Regions from separate parts of the Homo sapiens genome. Here region 2 is linked to region 1. Evidence: chromatin loops called from intact Hi-C (ENCODE). Cell type or tissue: Caco-2. All regions are shown on one strand. Links, peaks and the distances in the headings refer to the core of each region. The heading gives the core; the rest is flanking DNA. Region 1 holds the start of LOC124903458 (a long non-coding RNA gene). Region 2 overlaps FMN1 (formin 1).

The links. Hi-C counts contacts between places; a loop is a spot of excess contacts. Peaks named below come from ENCODE experiments on the same cell type or tissue, not always from the same donor. Only the 100,000 strongest peaks of a DNase experiment are listed, where the experiment ranks them.
Region 2: a loop joins it to region 1, with 5 times the contacts of the local background. A loop is called at or near these places in 16 of 110 quality-filtered maps.

What each region holds. Positions count from the first base shown.
Region 1 is chr15:32,657,995-32,668,522 of GRCh38, reverse strand. All of the region lies in intron 10 of ARHGAP11A-SCG5 (ARHGAP11A-SCG5 readthrough), which reads right to left. All of the region lies in intron 2 of SCG5 (secretogranin V), which reads right to left. SCG5-AS1 (SCG5 antisense RNA 1) reads left to right here. Exons shown (of 4, transcript NR_135505.1): 3 at 2,035-2,084; 4 at 2,606-2,821. It overlaps LOC124903458 (a long non-coding RNA gene), which reads right to left and starts at 4,932. Exons shown (of 2, transcript XR_007064573.1): 1 at 2,958-4,932; 2 at 1,403-1,720. In Caco-2, for the core only: a CTCF peak has its summit at 5,740 (motif pointing left); a DNase peak (open chromatin) is centred at 5,712.
Region 2 is chr15:32,822,605-32,833,132 of GRCh38, reverse strand. All of the region lies in intron 17 of FMN1 (formin 1), which reads left to right. Among named protein-coding and RNA genes, the nearest start is that of GREM1-AS1, 110 kb to the right of the region's middle. In Caco-2, for the core only: no CTCF peak of the experiment used is centred there; no DNase peak of the experiment used is centred there.

The DNA of each region.
Region 1 (10,528 bases), core at 1,218-9,217:
TGGCCAGGGGAGTGGTCCTAGCACAGATTTTGGGTACACGGCTTGGGAATGTAATTATTCCATCATGTCACTTCCACCCATATGTCTGTAGACTAAAACGAGGAGACTCCATCTGAGTCTGACAAGGCCTTTTGGGCCACGACAAGGAACGTGATTCTCACTTGGCCTTACAAATTCGTACCTGAATTAATTACCATTCCTCTACTTCTTTTTCACTATCCTAAGCTGCTGTAAATCCATAAGTGTTCTTTATAAATGGCTAGAATAAACATTTGTTTTAGACAGTAATCTCATAGAAAATTCTTTTCTGTTTCTGAGTTCCCAGCAGCTACTACTATTTTTTGGCAGCTGGTGGTGGGGTGAGGGTTAATTCTAGCCTCGAGAGGAGAAGGCACGTGGTGTGTACGTTGGGGAGGGGCCCAGACTAAATCCTCTACAACCCTTTGGTAATGCTTTCCTGGCCTGTGGTTTCCCATCTCATACAAATATTCCCAATTTCTCTCTTTTATATCCATGTAACCTCTGCCTGGCAATAGGTATTAAGAATAAAGTGGGTCCGGTGGCTCATGCCTATAATCCCAGAAGTTTGGGAGGCCGAAGCGGGTGGATCACTTGAGGTCAGGAGTTTGAGACCAGCCTGGCCAACATGGTGAAACCCCATCTGTAATAAAAATACAAAAAAGTTATCCAGGCATGCTGGTGTGTGCCTGTAGTCCCAGTTACTCGAAAGGCTGAGGCAGGAGAATCACTTGCACCCAGGAGGCGGAGGCTGCAGTGAGCCGAGACTGTGCCACTGCACTCCAGCCTGGGCGACACAGTGAGACTCTGTCTCAAAAAAAAAAAAAGAATAAAACTACAACAAACCAAACAAAACAGTATTCACTAGTTATTATCAACTTTGTGCCAGACCTGGAGCCAGAACTCAATGTTATGTTAAAAGAGATAGACTCAAAGGCGGCCACAAAGCTGTGTGGACAGTGATGAGCAATTCGTGCCTTAAAGTCCAAAGGAGGTGCCTCCGGCAATACGCTCAGACAGCTGCAGCACTACACACAGACACTGGAAATACACCTCACAGAATTCTTCTGATTCTTAAAAATGGCAAGTCTCTTACCCACACATGGTAAAACGGGTGAAGAAAGCACACATAACTCAAATTCATAAAAACACCAAACTTATCTTTAAAAATGGGCTTCAACCTTCCCATCCACCCACTTCCAACCAAATTTTTAACTAGAACTATTGATGAAAAATAATGTTGGCCTGAGTCAGTTCTAGTCCCCTTTATATATTATTTTAAAATAGTATATAGCAGTGCTGTTCTATAGAAATAGAATATGAACTACATTTGTAATTTTAAATTGTCTAGTCTTCTCACTTCAAAAAGTAAAAAGAAATAGTGAAATTAAATAATTTTTAATCCCAATATATCCAAATTATCATTTCAACATGTAATTGATATAAAGAATTGCCAAAGAGACTTTTTATATTCTTTTTTGCATACTGTCTTCCAAATAGGGTGTGTAGTTTATACTTAGAGTACATCACAACTCCAGCCAGCCATATTTCAGGTGTTCAGTAGCCTCTTGGGCGTGGTGAATACCAAATCGGTCAGAGCAGGTGTATAGAGGAGGCTAGACATGGCGATCAAAAGTGCAGCCTGCAATCCAGATGCTTGAGTTTGAATATTGGCCTCATCACCTTAGCTGTATGACCTCATCTGTAAAACAAGAATACTTAAGTAATACCATCCTTAAGCCGTTGGTATGAGGATAAAATAAAATAGTCCTTGTAAGGCTTTTTGCAAGAATTCTGGCAAATATTGTGCTTAATAAATGTTAGCTAGGGTGGTCACTTTATAATGCATGAGCTCTATACTTAAAAACATATGTGGTCCTGAACAAGTTATCTTACCTCTTTGAATATTAGTTTCCTTCTCTGTAAAACAGGGGTGATAATAATACTTCATTGAGAAGATTAACTGGTACAAACATAGCACTTAATAAATGTTCGTTTCTTTCTCCTTGACTTTAGGTGCCAATGAACAGAGAAATAGCCAAAGGGCTCGCTGAGTGGGAGCAGAGGTAAATGGGCCTGGATAATTGGAAAACTGGATAGTCACGAGGTTAACTATGCCACAGGCAAGAATCCAGATGGTTCCAACCTACCTCAGCCAGTGTGAGAATGCCCAGTAGATGTGTTTCTTTTGTAGTTCCTTTACTAGAAGCTTTATAAGAGCAGGCATGTTCACTGTTTCACAGGCTAATAGAAATAAAGTATGTATGTGCATCTTATGTAACATATCCCTACGTATGTATGCTGAATTCAGTAGGCAGCCATGTTCAGTATTTTAGAGCTGTAGCCATCACTCAACTCCCTTGTGTTGATAAGAAGAAACATTCGGGGAAAAGAAGACCTATTTGTTTATTGTAAGATTCAAAATCTCTAAGGGTAATGGCCTTTATTTCTTTCCTACTCAGAAGTTTGTTTTTCCCTATTTAATAGCTCATACAGGATTTTGAAAAAGGAAAACTTAAAAATTTTAATTAGAACCATATCCTAAATATCCTTCTGCTCTTCTGCATGTTTGTTTATTTTTTCTTAGGATTGATTTGTTCAGAGTTTTGAAATTACCAGGGAAGAGCTTTTGAGGATGTTTGAGATCCATGATTCAAAACAGGGAGGGACACATGAGTGGCAGGTGACATCAGAAGCCACCAGCCATTCCTCAAATTGCCAGCTCTGGAGCCCTCCATCCTGCACTAGAAGGAGATACTGCAAACCCTGCCAAGGTGTTCATGCTTCTCGTGCTTTAACATTTCAAAAAGCTCAATTCCCAAAGACAGTGAAACTGCCACGAAAAACAAAATGAACTCTGGATGACAAGGAGGCCCAGTCATTTCTCCTATCAATGGAAAGGGCAATTTTGATCAGAGACAAATAGTACTTGATTTTACCTATAGGGACTTATGACTTATTCACAGCTCTGACTCCTCTTCTCCACAGGAATTCAATAATGTAAACCTAATAATAAAAAATGACATAAAATGAATGTAATGAGAACACCCTAAAACTAGTTTCCCTCCTGGCCTATCTCCATGTTGCATCTTTCAGAAAGTGTCAGAAACGAGACTTAAACAAACAAATAAAAAAAAAAACCCCAAACCAGAACCTAATGCTGATGTGATCGTTTAAATAAACTAAACACAACTGGATAAGGAAGCTGTTTTACAAAAATAAAAATAGAAAAAAATTTCTTGACAAGAGGCATGGATTATTCAGGATCCCTGTGTTATTCTAATTGTTTCAGTGCTATTAGGTGCATTTTAGGGGAATGTGGCCCTGATGGATAAATGCACCTTTAATTCATTTCTAAGGCAGTGATGTGAGATATAAGACTTTTTTGGGTAGGCACAACCCCAAAAATGTCATGTAAATCTTGAAAAGTTTTTCATCCAAAAACCCCAAAGGGTTTACTCATCTCAACATCTGCATTTGATAGGCAGAGGGAGAAGAATGACTACAAGAGGAAGATTATCTGAGATTAAAACTGGAGACCTCCTAGAGGCTGGGCTCCCATAGGCACCCTGGCCCAGACCACAGCAGGGAGGGAATTCCTCCATTCTGCCTTTGTGCCTCATCTCCTGAGTTAGAGATGGTAGCTTAGTTTCCTTTCTTGGTTCCCTTCTGTATTCCTTACAGATAAAGAGATGTTCAATACACATGTGTTGGCAGAATGGCCTCCATTTTATAAGAGTGGAGGTGACTTAGCAGGACACATGCTATTTATACAAACAGAAGAACCTAGCAGCACAAACATGAGTAGGGATCTCTTTATTACTGCTCCTGGAGGTGGATTTATAGTGAAGTGAATGAGGGCCCCTCATGGGCGCAGACTGCTTCCAAGGCCTGGAACCTAACTTTTCATTTGCAATTGTGTGTTATTTTTCTTGAAAAAAGTTTTCAAATTGCATGAGTTTCAGGCCTCACAAAACTTGAATCTGCTGTGGATTGCTCTTAAAAGCGGTATACAAACGCCATCTTGGATTTTTCACCTGTCATTATTTTAACTCCTAGTCATCCAAAGCAAATATAAATCAATTAGTTTTGTAGCCATGGACAAACGAGGCCTGGGTTTCCTCATTTCTGAAAATGAAAGGTGATTGAATATGATTCCTCAGATCCCAAAAGAGAGCAATGTAGGGAAGGAGGGCACAGTGAGAAACAGAAGGAGGCAAAGGCTAGGACACCCTGGTGCTGGCTACACTACTAATAGCTGGCGTATGACCTTCAGTGAAGAACTTTACCTCTCAGGGCCTCATTTTCTCTACTATGAAATGAGGCAGGCAGACAAGACATTCTCTAAGGTCCCATCTTGTCCCATGATTCCAGTGCCCTGACTTGTGCAGTGTGTCACCTCTCATGGCCACTCTCACTGGGTGCTCACAGTAGCCCTGAGACTAGTCAGTGGAACACTCTGGTGAGCTTCAGAATTCAAATTCAGTGCTCTTCTTACTATACCACATGGGAGATATTTTCCAGCTAAACCGTAAACAAGGCTAATATCATTGGTTTGATGGCCTTCAAATATGCACTGTTGTCATGCCGAGTCAAAGATGATAGTCTGACATAAACCAGCGTTGCAGTGTAGATGTGGCGAATGACAAGGGAGTGGCTCCTTTCCCACAAGAGGCACTGGACTTGAAGCTGCAGCTGGTACAGCCCATCTGCAGGGAAATGCCATTTTCTTCTCATGCCTCTGTTCAAAACTTGAGTCCCACTGCTTACAGCTAGACAATCATTAGAATCACTGGTGGCACTGAAAAAAATCCCAAGCAGCTCAGACTCCCTGGAACTACCATATTTGAATTCCTGGAGAGATTAGGGGCCAGGAATCTTTCATTTTAAGCTTCCCAGGTAATTCTGATGATCCACCAGGTAGGAAAAGTATTGTTCTACGTAGTTTTCTCTGTCCTAGCCAGCCTGGAAATGCTGTTTCTTTTAAAACAGTAAGTCTATCTGGATACCCTGATGCCTCCTGCCACAAAGTCAAGCTGGTATAGCATTGGCTAGGACAAGCAGTGACAGCCACAAAAGACCACCTATTCTGATTCCATTTATATGAAATGTCCAGAAGAGGCAAATTCACAGACATAGAAAGTAGAGTAGTGGTTTCCAGGGTCTGGGGAAAGGAGACTGAGGGAAGGAGTAAGGAGGCAGAGATGGGGGGAATGGCTAAGGGGAATGGAGTTTCTTTTGGGGCAATAAAAAATCTAAAATTGATACTACTATGTGAATATACCAAAAACCATTACATTGTATACTTTAAATTGTTGAATTGTATAGTATGTGAATTATATCTCAATAAAGCTGCCATTCATATATTATATATGTTATATATGTATATATGTATACATATGTGTATATATAACATATTATATATTATATATATATATATATATATATATATATATATATATATATATATATTCTTTTTTTTTAACAGCCCTAATCTTCTCTTCCCCGCTCTACACACAAACACACGTGCACCAACTCATGATCATTGACAGGTTAATTACAGAGGCCCAACTAATGTCCCACATGTATGAATGGCACTCCAATCACCTCGCTTGTGACCACCTTATTAATACTCTCCCCAGCTCTCCGCTCTCCTGCACCAGAGACATCAAATCGTCCCGGGCAGATGGCACCACCTGGTGGCCATTACAGGAAATCCTGACCGCACACCTCTGCACTACCTCCTCTCTCGCCATTCTTCCCTCTTCTTCCAACTTCAGGGCTCAGTTAATTCTATAGTTGAGGTGATCTCCAATTTATACAAAAGCACTCCCCTTCATCTCTCCTCCAACTTGCCTCAAGTCTTCCTCTACTGCTGCTAAATAGCTTAAAGAACTGTAGTTTTAAGTCTACATGTGAAAATGGAAAGAAACAAATCTTAAAGTGGATAGACAAAAATTAGATCTAATAAAGAAGCAATGCATCGTATTAACAAATATTTCAGAGACTAAGAAAAGCAAAAAGCTATATAATAGGAAGAGATGTTCTGTTTCATTGGTCATCAAATAAACACAAATAAAACAATGAAATGCCATTTTTGCCTATCAAATTAAAATACTTTAAAAAGTTAATACTTATAGTTAACAAGTGAGACAAGACACCCACAAACAAGTGAGAGAGAAAGCACAGCCATATAAGTCCAACACTTACAGAAAGCAACCTGACAGTATGTAGGAAATGCAGCCTAAACAATAGGTACAGAGCTTGACCCAATTATTCTTCTTTTCATAGAAATATATACCCCAGAGAATTTATCAAGACTGTACACAAACGTTTATGCACAAATATGTTCATTGAAGCTGTGTTTATGATGGGATAAACTGGAAAAACTCTAAATGGCCATTTGCAAAAATGCTTGAGTAAATTGAGGCATAAACATATAATAGGATATAATGCAGCTACTAAAAATAATTACACTGATTTTAATATAGGGATAGGTTCTTGATATAATATTAAGTATAAAAAGAGATAAAAGATTTACTGTATGATTTTAAAAACTACCTATGTGTGCACAGAAAACAGACTGGAAGAAAACATAGCCAAATGCTGAAAGTGGGTATCTCTAGGTGGTACGATTCTAAACAATCTTTATTTTATTTTCGAAATGATCCACGACAGCTTTTATTATCTTCATAAGAAAAAATACTGAAACATAAGTTATCCATATAGCATCCTTAAAGTTACCCCCAAATTTCCCTCCGAGTGTGTGATGGCAGAAAAAACAAAGCCTCTAGAGCCATGGGTCTCCACAGCGGGTCTGATTTTGACCCTCAGAGGACATTTGACAATGTCTGGAGATGTTTTCTTTCTTCTCTTTTTTTTTGTTGAGACAGAGTTTCGCTCGTTGCCCAGGCTGGAGTGTAATGGTGCAATCTCGGCTCACCGCAACCTCTGCCTCCCGGGTTCAAGTGATTCTCCTGCCTCAGCCTCCCTAGTAGCTGGGATTACAGGCATGCACCACCACAACCGGCTTATTTTGTATTTTTAGTAGAGACAGGGTTTCTCCCTGTTGGTCAGGCTGGTCTCTGAACTCCCAACCTCAGGTGATCCGCCCGCCTCGGCCTCCCAAAGTGCTGGGATTACAGGCATGAGCCACCGCACCTGGCCTGGAGACATTTTCTGTTGTCACAAATGGGGGAAATGCCACTGGCATCTAGTGGGTAGAGGCCAGGGATGCAGCCTCCACCACAGAGAATTATCTGACCCACATCTAAATGGTACCGAGGGTGTAAACCCTGCTCTGACTTGAATCCAGGTTCTATGCCCCTTCTGTTCCATCTTGGCATGTTGCTCACCTGCTCTAAACCTCAACTTTCCCTTGTAAAATAGAATCATCTGCATATGATTTCTGAGGGCAAAATACAATACATAAAGTGTTTGGCACATAGTAGATACAAAATAAATATTTGCTTCCTTCTCCTCCAACACTATTACTCAATTTTGTATTTCCTTTTGTGAGTTATAGCAAACTTTTGCAGTTATAGAAAGAATATATTCTACCCTTTAAATTATATCTCAATTATCCATTCCAAATATAATAGTGGAGTCAGTCAGGTAAGCTTTGCTGTGCTCTTCCCAGATACTAGAGCTTTAATATCAGATTGATACCATGAAAAAATTAAATTACTGGCTGTACAATATTGATTACCAAAAACTCATGAAGGCAAATGTCTTAAGTACTAGGGGTAATCGAGGTGAAAAGCTGATCTCCTTTTGGGGTCTGCCCTGCAGTCAGAAGGGCTGACTCTGGAGAGCACCTGAGAGGGGTGCAGGGCACCAAAGGACAGGAGCAGGGGTATCATGCGTGCATCTCTCATTACTCACCAAAGCTACATGTGAATGACCTAGGCTCATGTAGTCATCTGGGTTAGTTGGATCCTTTTCCTTGGCTGAATGAGCTCTATTAATAGATCTAAGGTAGGCTCACTCTTACTGCTTCTCCATCAGAATAGTGCTGGATACCTGATACCTTTGGGTAGACTGGAGAGAGGCTGATGGTCATTCACACAGTCTCCTTGATGTCCAAACCGAATGAGGGAGGTGATCTGACCTGCCTGGAGCATGGACACATTGAGGCAGTGTCAGAAGATGGCCTGGGTGGGTAGGCAGGCTGCAGGAGGAAGCTCTGTAGGTACTGATAACTCTCTCGTCAGAGTCACGGATCTGGCAAGCTGAGAGCAAGCTGACCACTCCCTGCCTGCAGGTACATCTCGCCTGTCCACAGCCCAGACCCCTAGGCACCAAAACTCTGACTGTAAAAAAAGCCAGAGGTCCTTACCAGGCTCCAGTGTGCTCTATACAGACCTAGTTAAATGATAGACGACTGCCAAAAATTCTATTCACTGACCACACAGGGAAAAAATAATCCTTCCAATATTAGTATTATGTATCATTTACTGTCAGAATAACTGCTCTTTCCTCTCCTTCCTTTGCAAACATTTTCAGACCATAGCACCTGCATTGTTGCCATGTTTTTGCACACTTCAGTGACCAAGGGCTATTCAGAGTCTGGACAAACTCAGCAAATAATTCCTCCCATCATCTGCTGAGGATTTTTTTTTTTTTAAAGGAAAGCAAGCAAGATACAGAGAAGGGACCTGCTGGTTCAATTCAGGAGCCAGGCGTCTTAGGTAGCTCACAGCAAAGGGATTCTTCCCAGCAGGCCCATCCATTCCTGCTGCTCCAGAGGAAAACGTTAGTCACTCACATCTTGTCCAAACCGTGCAGGGCTTGTTGACACAGGCCTGCTGAGCTGTCATACCAGAAAGATGGCATCAGGAAGGTCCCCTGGGCTTCTGCAGGGCAGGCTAGCCTCCTGGCCTGGCTGTTTCCTCAGCCATAACCTCTGTCTCATGCAAAGAAAAACTTGAACAGGCCACTGGGGGAACTGACCAGTAGTGCCAGGAGCCTGCCACAGATCCCTTCTGGCAAGGCCTATTGCTATGGTTATTTTAGGCCCTGGATAAGTATCACTCTGTCTTGGTCAGACCAAAAGCCAGCAGGAAAGTTTTCCTCCTGCCACTCACTGCACTGCCACCCACTGGGCACCTGGGATCGTCTAACTTGCCATGAGAAGTCCGTGTCTGACACTCTGGGAGCTTATAATCAAATATGTCCAAGTGAACAATCACCTGGAAAAGATGGAGCTCCCAGAGGAAAGATCCATTTCACAGATGATCCGGCACATGCTGTGCAGTGCGAGTGCAGGGGCACATTTCTCCTATTATCTCTCTGACAGTTTTTTTGGTTTTTTTTGTTTGTTTTTTTTTGAGACAGAGTCTCGCTCTGTCGCCCAGGCTGGAGTGCAGTGGCGCCATCTCGGCTCACTGCCAGCTCCGCCTCCCAGGTTCTCGCCATTCTCCTGCCTCAGCCTCCCGAGTAGCTGGGACTACAGGTGCCCGCCACCATGCCCAGCTAATTTTTTGTATTTTTAGTAGAGACAGGGTTTCACCGTGTTAGCCAGGATGGTCTCAATCTCCTGACCTCGGGATCCACCCGCCTCGGCCTCCCAAAGTGCTGGGATTACGGGCATAAGCCACCACGCCCGGCCCTCTCTGACAGTTGTTAAGTGCTGAGTGACTGAAGAAATACCTACCTTCATCTCCAGAGATCCCCGTGGTGTTGGTGCCATCTGTGCATGTATTTGACCAATACAAAGGGAAATATCCAACCCACCGTCCCATCCAATGCCACTGCTACTACCCCTGCCACCATCGAGGGTATCGCTAGATTTGGGGCAGCCTATTTATCTGCAAGGACAGAGAAGTGTTACAGAACATTCTGTGGGCAAGGTGCAGAAGGGAGGCTGGAGCTTCTCAGGTGAGCTTAGGGCCCTGAGTAATATAGACCATGTGCCACTGTGCCCAGATGCTCTTTAAGCAGAAAAACTTGGCGACAGCCTTAAATGCATCCAGCCTTCCCTGCCACCCTCCCTTCCCCATAACCACCCTCCACTCAACACATACTGGTTAAAAAGTATGTTTCTTTTCACTTCTTACTGCCTGAAGCTGAATCTTTATCATCTACATCCTACCCGTCCTCAAGGAAGTCTAGCTCAAGTTTGATCTGTGATGTCTTCTCTAGGGGCCAATGCCTTATTCCCCTCCTGAACTCCAGTAGTGACTGCCTGATCCACATATAGGGTTCTCAGCTTCTATCTAGTAGGTTGCAGCTATGCATTTTAAGTTTGATGTCCCTTTCATCCACCTAGACTTCAAATTCCTTAAACAAGGGCTGTGAGTCATGATAAGAGATGATGGACAGGCCCAGCTACTCCTCTTTGCCATTCCCTGGATATCAGTTTGTATCACATCCTTTTAGCCAGCCCACCTCACTGGGGTGCGGCACTGCATGAAAACACTTCGTTACTCCTAATCTTTGTTGTGTTTGGTTATTCTTACACCTCTGGATGCCTCTAGACTCAAGTACCAATGGAACATGCTGTAAGGGA
Region 2 (10,528 bases), core at 1,170-9,169, 160 kb before region 1:
AGAAAGCTAGCATGCAGTGGGCATTTAATAAACAGCTGCTGGGAGTGGTGGCGGTGGAGAAGAGCAGAGCAGAGGAGGAGGGGAGAAAGGAGGAGTTGTAAAGTGGGAAAAAGGAGCTAACACTTTAGAAGGACAAAATGGCGGCAAAAAAGTCTGTCCCTTGGTTTTCTCCCATTGACAAATCTAAGACTGATGATGTCTACCCTACTTCCTACCTCTCACAAAACAACATTAGAAGGCAACATATTTAGGTAACCCGGGGTCATAAAGGAGAGTTGAAATAGAAGCTTCAGCAAATAACCCCCGTATCATCAGGCCTTGGATTATCAGCAATTCCAAGCACTACCTGAGTCTCCATCTCAAAAAGCTCTTCCTTCTGCTGGCTGGAGTGCAGTGGCGCGATCTCAGCTCACTGCAACCTCCACCTCCCGGGTTCAAGCGATTCCCCTGCCTCAGTCTCCCAAGTAGCTGGGATTACAGGCACTCACCACCATGTCTGGCTAATTTTTTGTATTTTAGTAGAGACAGGGTTTCACCATGTTGGCCAAGATGATCTTGATCTCCTGACTTCATGATCTGCCCGCCTCGGCCTCCCAAAGTGCTGGGATTACAGGTGTGAGCCACCGCACCCAGCCCCCTCTGCCTTGAAAATACTCACAGCATCATCTCAACAGCCAATACACTGAAACCCCTCTCCACACTGAAGCACAGTTGTCTGTGAAGAAAAATTAGGGAAGCCATAGAGGAACAATAGCTCCTTTGCAAATTACAGCTTCATCAGAAGGAAAGTTGAGGCAGGCATATAGTATTTTATTTTATACACCACAAACAGACAACCCCTAGACTTGGAATTCAGAATTAACAAAAGCATTAAATCCATCGGGCTTTGAGAAGGGTCAATGTTTTTTCATATGTCTTCCCTGCTACCATTATTTGCATAACAAATCGCTGCAAAATGCATTCATGTCAGATGTTGGAAATAAACTCTTTGGGGTATAGCTATTTTTAAACAACCCATAGTTATACGGGTGTTTTTAAAACATTCAAAGCCTGAGTTTATGTTTCAAATCATAAGTGATCACAGGAACTCTATATTGTTGGTCTGGTGCTGACCTACAGAACAGAGTCTGAAGTCCCTCAGAAATGATGATGTTTTAAAGAGTTACAAAAGTTCACATTGGCTGTAGATTAAAGCCCTGTATTTCTAGGCAGGTACACAGAAATCCCTGGTGCCAGTTTCTACCTCCACTTTGGAGAGCATTGAACTTTCTTTGCAAATATTCAAAATACTTCCCCACCAGAAGATTTTACTTACTGACACCGGGAACAGGCATCCCCACCCACATTCTTCATCCTTAAGAATCAGAAGTTAGAAAAAAAAAAAAAAAGGCTGCATTCTTTGAGATTATTTGCATGAGTGGATTATTTGTGTCAGTCTCTGAGAGATTATCTTCATAGTCTCTAGTCTACTTGTCCAAGCTTACTATTCCCACAAAAGATTTTTCCTGTGGTCTAGGGAGTCTCATGATTGCCTCCCTGGACCTATGCAATACCAACCTCCCCACCCCACACACACTTTCCTCCCCTGCAGCCTCTGCAAAGCCCTGGCTCCTGGGGCTCCTTGAGCTTGGACTGCCAGCTCCACTTCCCGTGTTCTAGGCAAGCAGCAAATACCCTTCAAAACTGCCATCAAGCCCCACCTGTTTTATAAAAACTTCCCAAGCTTCCATGATATGTGCGTTATATTATTAGCAACGGTATTAGCCAGGTGCCTGTATTCCCAGCTACTCGGGAGGCTGAAGCAGGAGAATCACTTGAATCCAGGAGGTGGAGGTTGCAGTAGCCGAGATCATACCACTGCACTCCAGCCTGGTTGACACAGCGAAACCCTGTCTCAAAAAAAAAAAGTAAAAATAATATTAGCTAACATTTATTTAATACTCTCAGCCAAGTTTGATACTAAGTAATATCTCATTTCTCATTGAATAAAAAAACCCTTGAGGAAAGCACTATTATTATCTCCATTTTACAAAGGAGGAAATTGAACTCAGATGGGCTGGATCTATGTGACTTAAAGGAGGACCTCAATCAGGACAGGTTAAGAATCCAGCATGGGGGTTTGGTGCCTTGGACTAGAGTGGTTGAGTAAGTGGCGGGAGATTATAGTGGTGGGGGGTGTTTGGAGGATACAAACCACTAGACTTTTTGGTGGCTTGGATCCTGCCCTCCCGATCTGAAAGGTTACATTTCATCCCGTCTTTAGATGTCATTTGCACTACTTGAACACTCCCCAGGGCCCTCGCTGCTCCTACCCCTAATTGATTTCCACCTTTCTTCATATGTGAGTTCACATGATGACGTCTCCTCGGACAGGGAGGGCTTTTCTTACATATACTCCTGGGAAAATTAGGTTTCTACTCAATAATATAACTGCCCCTCTTTCTGTTACCTCTGTGGCACTTCTTTCAATTTTTAAATATTTGAGAAATTACTTAGCTGATACGAGAGGGAAGATGTCTATTTCACACTTTATTTATAGTATCCTCTTTACTTACCATGCAGTGGTACTCAGTGAAATACAGGTTGAAGCTGTCCAAAAAAGGAAAGAATTTAAAGGAGTTCCTCCTCATTTAGATCATAAATGGAATGGAATTCCTTCATAAAAGCAAATTCATCTAGAGGTGAAAACAGGACTCAAAAAGGAAAATTAAACTATTTCAACCACTATCTCACCAAAAGAACAACTCCAAAAATGTGATCTGGAGGGAAAAACAATCAAACTAATGAAGAAGAGAAGACAATGAGTCAGGAGTGACTATCCCTTACAATAGGGGTGATTATTTTTAAAAATCTGTCTTTATCTAATGGTCAGTGGCACTCAGTTATATGGCCAGACACAAGAATTAGAAGATTTTAATCTCCTGTCATTTGTTATTTCATATCCAATAACTTCATTTACTTTTTTTTTTTTACTTTATTTTTGGTCTTTGGCCTTCCAGATCCCCCAAATTTTGGATAGCCTGAATGTGGGATGATCCTGTATTCAGAGAAGTGAATTTCCCTTCACTAGTCCATTTGCTTTTAAAAATAAAGAAGACATTAAAATGAGTTGCAGATATAAGTAATCCTTATTTAGTTATTTTGCTTTCTCAACCAGCATAAGGTCTCTACATAAGGACAAAATTTGGATTCAGTACCTCCTAACTCTGCCACGTGGGAGAAATGTGTCCCCCCTCATTTCTGTGTGGGTATTTGTCTAAATCTTGTCTCCCTTCCCACTACTGAGGTCTCACAACTTGAAGAGTTCTATCTAGATATAGAACATGGTTATATATGCTGGTAACAAAATAGTTGTAACTATTTTCCTCACTCACGAATCTTACCCTTTAAACAGGTAAAAGAGTGATTTACATGGATTGGCAGGAGTCAGAGAATCCTTATTGCTTTTGTAAGCTGAGACAATATGCCCAGTCCATACCAACACCAAATAAGGTATCTTGGAATGTGATTGCATCCATATGCTTTCAGCTCATGCAATATAGGCACAGAGAACCAATTTTAGGAAACTGGCCTCAAAGGAAGGCACGGGCTCTTGATTAGATTCCCACCATTCTACTCCAGCAGCCACATATAGAGCCCTTAATATTAATTTTAATGTAAGTTGGAGGAAATTTTCCAATCTTTGAAAACTATCTTTCACCCCCCTCTCCTGGGGGCCTGTGTTATTCACCAGCTAGAAACACTAGCAGCTGGAAGCAGAAGATGGCTTGTCTAGTCCTCCTGGATGCATGCATTTAAAGAGCTGTAAGGTTGACAGAACTTTCGCCGGAGCGCATGTTTTTAACTTAGTAGGAATAATAGCTTGGTCTCATAAACTGTTGTGCCATCTTAGATTATATATTGCATGGCAAATTTTTGTTATTGGGTATTTGTCTAGTTACATCAATATTAACTAGAGTAGACCTTGAGAAAGCAGAGAAGGAAATTTTGCTTCATTTGGGCTGGAGTTTTGCTATCCAGTTTCTGAGTTCTTGCACATTGCATTTTGAGTCTGTGACCAAATGACCTGCCTCTTGCTCCAAGTAAACAAATACTGACATTCTTGCCATCCACCAGTGTCTTTCCTCTAGGGGATGACAAAACATTCGATGTGTAGCAAATATACATAGGTGCCAGCAGATAAAGAGTTTTGCCTTAGGTCATCTACCAGGAAATATTATATTTTACCTACCTATCTCCCTGTTCACTGGGAGGAATTCTGAAATCCTTAAGTAAAAGACGTTGAAACTACTAACGTGTTCCTTTGTTGTATCAATATTTCTAGTAGTCGGAATGTATGCTTTCTATTCCCAGTAATTTTATTAGGTTACTAAAAAAATATGATTTGGTTAAGAGGGAACATGAGCCAAGTGGTAGGGCTAAATCCCTTCTTCTGTCTGAGTCGTGACAATATTTTAACCGCAAATGTTTATCTTTCATCCTCAGGGGAGATGAGTAGCCTCTTTTTTGAATCATCCTCTGCAGAGTGCAGTAGATGCAAAGCAGTACTATTATCCAAATTGTTAGCTCTTACAGCCAAGCTAGAGTCTATTCACTGTTACAAAAACCCAGTGAGAAAAAAAAAAAACATGCTAAATGATAAAGAATTACAAAATCACATTTCAATTAGCTCCATTAATTTGGAAAATGGAATTTCCCTTTGTACGACTTGGAGTAATCAAAATTTACCAAATTAAGAAGAAATTCTGACATTCTGCACTACAGAAAGGATGAACCATATTGGGCTTACCATTCTGCATCCTAATTTTTAATATCTATTGATGTTGATACATATGGATCTAATTACTTTGTCTCTTTTTGAAACAGAGTCTTGCTCTGTTGCCCAGGCTGGAGTGCAGTGGTGCAATCTGGGCTCACTGCAACCTCCGCCTCCTGAGTTCAAACGATTCTCCTGCTTCAGCCTCCCACGTAGCTGGGATTACAGGTACCTGCTACCATGCCGGCTAATTTTTGTATTTCACCATGTTGGTCAGGCTGGTTTCAAACTCCCAACCTCAAGTGATCCACCTGCCTTGGCCTTCCAAAGTGCTGGGATTACAGGCATGAGCCACCACACCCAGCCTGGGTCCGATTCCTTTTAACCACTATACATTATTCAGTTGTGTGAATAAACCATGTTTTTCTTTATCCATACCTCTTTCACTTCATGTTCTTAAGTTAGTCACATCATTCTGGACCTCTGCTATAAAGGAGAGCCAGCAATCTGTATGTCCTTTTTTTTTTTTTCTTGAGACGGAGTCTTGCTCTGTCACCCAGGCTGGAGTGCAGTGGCGCAATCTCCGCTCACTGCAAGCTCCACCTCCTGGACTCACGCCATTCTCCTGCCTCAGCCTCCCGAGTAGCTGGGACTACAGGTGCCCGCCACCACGCCAGGCTAATTTCTTTTTGTATTTTTAGTAGCGACGGATGTTAGCCAGGATGGTCTCGATCTCCTGACCTGATGATCCACCTGTCTCGGCCTCCCAGAGTGCTGGGATTACAGGCATGAGCCACCGCGTCCGGCCTGTATGTCCTTTCTTCATTGGGTCGTTAAAAAGATGAACAAGACAATAATGTGAAATGATTATAACTCTTTTGTTAGAAAGTGGTACAAACATGAAAACTAATGCTATTTTCTTATATGTTATGATTTTCATCTAGAACGACAAGATTCCTTGATCATTCTTTGTTTTATTTAAGTGAATAGTAGGTAATAATCCATTTGTGAAAGTGATGGGAATGTAAAATTAGACAAATGTGATTAGCTGGGCCTTACCGCCACAAACTCTGCTCAAGATAATGCTGCCGAGACCCAAAGACAATCATTTTGTTGCTCATAAATGACAGTTTAAGCTGGTGAGTGGCTGAGGTCCAGCATTCTCCTTGGTTCCTAGATGGACGGTAAAGCTGCTTGGACCATAATTTTCCATCTTTCTTCTTGGAAAGAGTGACTGGAGGCCACTCAGTAAAGTGAACCTTGGAAATAAGACTTCTGTCTCACACAACCTGTTCATGAAAGGGAGCTATAAAAATAAACGCATATTCAGAGCCTAATGGAGACGTGGCAACAGGCCTGAGGACATGCCATCCCTGAATCCCCTCCTCTGATTCTCCTGTAGTTCTACTTAGTTTCAGAACAAGATGAATGCATCAGTTGTAGGCAAACATCAGTTGTGTGTGTTTTCTCAGCTTGTTTATTTAGAAAGTAGTTGAAGGAGATAAGAATGAGTAGCTTTGGAAAGAGCCAGCGCTAGGAAAACTGGGAAGGACATAAGAGAATAGCATTTCCACAGCTAAGATGCTATCTGGAAGCCGCCTGGAATATTGTAATGATAGTGTGAGATCATGTAGTGTTCTAATAGAAGGTGGGTCTCTCTTCGTTCCTACATACAAACTCCAAAGCAAACTCCTAGGTGGGTATGACTTAAGAATGGAGCAAAGCATTAGCATTAAATGGCAAGAAGTCTGGATTAAACATAGATGAAGAGAGACTCCCTTGTTGTTCTCACTACTTTCCTGGTTTCTCATTAAATTGGTCTGCGCTTCCCTGGGGTCCTTTGATTCTGTTTTTGCCCTCTTTTCACTAAATCTTCCTTTAATTTCCTTTGGTTTGATCTGATGACATTAGCCCTTTCCATCAGTTTCTGAGCATACCCTTTTGGCTTGTTTCCTCTTTCTCCTTAAATCTCAGGGCAGCGTTTTTCCCCCAGGGAATTCGATCTCAGTGTCTTTCAACACCTTCACTGTTGGCCTGTAGCCTCTCAGGCTGCGCTAAGCAGGGCCCTGGAGAGTCTTCCACTCTCCCTGGAGAGCTGCTTCTCTATGGGCTGTGGGACACTTGACCTCACGTGTCTCCCCACCACCCTTGTGAAAGAAGCAGCCATTAGGCCCTCTTGACATGTGTGGGAAGCACTATTCTGAGAAACACTCTAGGGACCCCACTGCTAAGTCAGTGATAGATTTTGACATCCAGAGGGAGGGTCAGCTCCCTTGAGTCTCACTTTGAGTGATTTCTAACTACTATTTCCATCATTCGAGTTTTGTTATCCAAACAGCCTTATCCAAAATGTGCTGTTATTACTACCAGTGTCATTGTTGTTTGACCTCTCAAAACTACTTATTCTAAACAACATCTCGCACACTGATTTTATATGTCAGGTCTAATACAATTTGGGGAAAAGGTTACTGAGTACCTAATCTTAACCATTCATTCTTTATGAATAGGCCCACAGTGTGTCAGATATTGTGCCGAGCAAAGATAAGAGACGGTCTCCCGGCTTAAAGATCTCACAACGTAGTCAGGAGAGCCAATCCTAAACAGACAACTGTATAATAGGGGAATGGCAATGAAAAGGGTAATAGAGAAAATTTCTTCAGCCCATTTTTGAGAGTCAGCAGTGTGTCAGGTACTGTGCCAGGCATAGTTTATATAGTCATGAACAGGACAGATAAACTTATAATTAGCAAGCGCAAGAGACAAAAGAGCAAATAAGTAACCCATTGTATAATTACAAATTGTGGAAAGTTTAGGTTTGGCTGAAGAGGGCTGGTATTAAGAAACCTACTTTAAAAGAGTAGGGAGAGTAGAACAGTGATGACATTTAAGTCTGGGAAGGAGCCAGTTATAGGAAGCATAGAAGAAAAACACATCGTACGCAGAAAGAACACCATGATTGGCAGCCCTGAGGCAGCTGAGAGCTTGGCATACTGAGAGATTAAGATGGGCGAATACAACTAGAACTAGGGCAGACCACCTAGGCAGGGCCCTGAAGATCATGAGACGGAATTTGGATTTTATTCTACAGGAAGCCTTAAAAGAATTTGTAAAATGAAAGTAACCTGACTACATTCATGTTTTAAAAGATTATTCTGGTTGCTGTGTAGACAAATAAATGCACAGAGGCAAAAGTAGATAAGGAAGTTACTGAAGTAGCTCAGGTGAAAAATGAGCATCTTGGACCAGGCTGGTGGAAATTGAGATGGAAAAGTATGGATGAATTCAAGACTATGTTTTCGAAGTAGAAAAGACAGGAATTGGATTTAAACGTAGGAGTTGTACAAAAGGAGGAGCCAAATCCCAGGTTTTGATCATCTTAGTGAATGTCGATGCTATTTACTGAGGTGACTCAGACAAGGAAAGGAACAAATTTGTGTTATGGTAGACAATTCAGGGAATAATTGGAATTCCTGGACAGCTATTCATGTCAGGATGTTCAGCAGAGCAGGGGAAATGCAAATCTGATGTTGAGAATGTAGTTTGGAGTTGATGATAGAGATTTGAGATTCATCGGCAGAACGAGAGTAGCTGAATTTATAGCTAATTATAAAACAGAGGGCTGGGGCACGGTGGCTCACACCTGTAGTCCCAGCTACTCAGGAGGCTGAGGTGGGAGGATCACTTGAGCCTAGGAATTGGAGGCTCCAGTGAGCCTTGATTGCACCACTGTGCTCCAGCCTAGGTGACAGAGTGAGACCTTGTCTCTTAAAAGATAGAAAAGAGTCTAGAGAGCGGGCCTTGGAGCCTGAATATATTTAAGAGGGAGAAGAAGAGCCAGTGGCGGGAACAGAGCAAGTGATCAGAATGGGTGAGATAATTGACCAATGTTGAACATGACCCTACCTGACTTGCCACTGATAAGCATTTTTTCCTTGCAAATAAAATTTAAAAATACTGTTTCTGAAAATGTTCAAAAAACTCTAAAGCATTACCTATGTGTAATCTGTCAAATTCATGTGGATATCTATCCACTCTGTGAGGTAAGCACGCACTAAGAGGACCATGTAAGAATCTGAGCCTCTGAAAACCAGTGTTGGGCTCCACGCTCCAGCCCAGGCAGACTTGGCTTTCATGGTATGAAGGAAATGGGACGTGTTGCTTTTTAAATAGTACTCACAGTTATTAAATAACATGATTAATAATAACGTGACCAAAGATTTTTAAAAATTCCTTTCCCACCTTTCCCCTCTCACGGGGGGTACATTACACTATCTGTTGCTGGTGGCATTGCTGCCATCCCCAAGTCCATGTTTCAACTGTGTGTGGCTTCCAGCACTTCAGTGAAATCTTATTTAATCACACATGCCATTTTATAGACCTGTAAAGAAGGGAGCACATGGCTTTTGGCAGGGGCACACTGTTCCAATGTGGTCTTCCCTATGTTTGCAGTAGGATGTTACAGCTCCAGGCTCCATGCCTTCCACCTTGTGAGTTCGCAGAAGCCTGTTCTGTGAAGAATACTTTTCGAATATGAAAGTTACCCACGAAGCATTCTGGACCAGGGGTGTGACTAAACCTCCAGCATGAGTTGGAATAGTAGCTTTCAGGGGCTTTGTTTCCACATAGTGCCTTTAAAATTGGTATTTTAAAAATGGTTATGATTGTACCACCATGTCCTTATTTATGATAATAGTAAAATTGCTACTTTAGCATTTTGTTGGTTTACAAATCTTTAAAAATGCTCAAAACATGTAAGAACTGTCATAGAATGTATGTGAGAGGAAACTTAAAACTTTGAGTTTTGAAATTTAAGCAGTTTTCTTGGAATAACGGCATTTGTGAGAATTTTCTCATTCTGCAGAGATGACCTCTTTGGGCCCACCTTGGTGTAGGCAATAACGATAGAAACTCTCGGCCGGGCGCAGTGGCTCACACCTGTAATCCCAGCACTTTGGGAGGCCAAGGTGGGCGGATCACGAGGTCAGGAGATCGAGACCTTCCTGGCTAACACCGTGAAACCCTGTCTCTACTAAAAATACAAAAAGAAATTAACTGGGCATGGTGGTGGGTGCCTGTAGTCCCAGCTACTCGGGAGGCTGAAGCAGGAGAATGGTGTGAACCCAGGAGGCAGAGCTTGCAGTGAGCCGAGATTGAGCCACTGCACTCCAGCCTGGGTGATAGAGCAAGACTCTGTCTCAAAAAAAAAAAAAAAAAAAAAAAAAAACAGTAGAAACTCTCTGTCTTTGAGACAGACCATGAATGGGGGCTCGTGGGTAGGAGAGAAAGGGCGCAGTGCCTTGGGTAGCTCAGGATATGAGTGAGTACCCTGCCCCATGGAACATTCTGCCCTCCTCTGTTCTCCCCAAGATAGAGTAGCTGCAGCATATTGTCCTACTCTTGTACCCAATGGTGAGACTCAACTAGCAAGATTGGTTCCGTGTCCAGAATCAACAACAGAGGAAAGCCAAGAAACTCAACAAACAGGAGAATTTACACCTGAAAAAACATGCTTGTAGGCAGAACAGATATTCAGAACATGTGTGTTTTATAATCTCAGAGAACTATAAGATACAGACACCTTCATAAAAAAGAATCCAGTAGAGAATATAGAAATTAAAATTTGAGTTGATGAAATATTTTTAAAAGAGAGTAAGAAATACTCAAATAATGCAACATTACTTCCCAGAAATGAAAATACATTGCATCTCTTATTGAAAGAGCCAACAGAGGCAATGAAAAATAAATGTACACATATGTGCACCCTTAATTCTT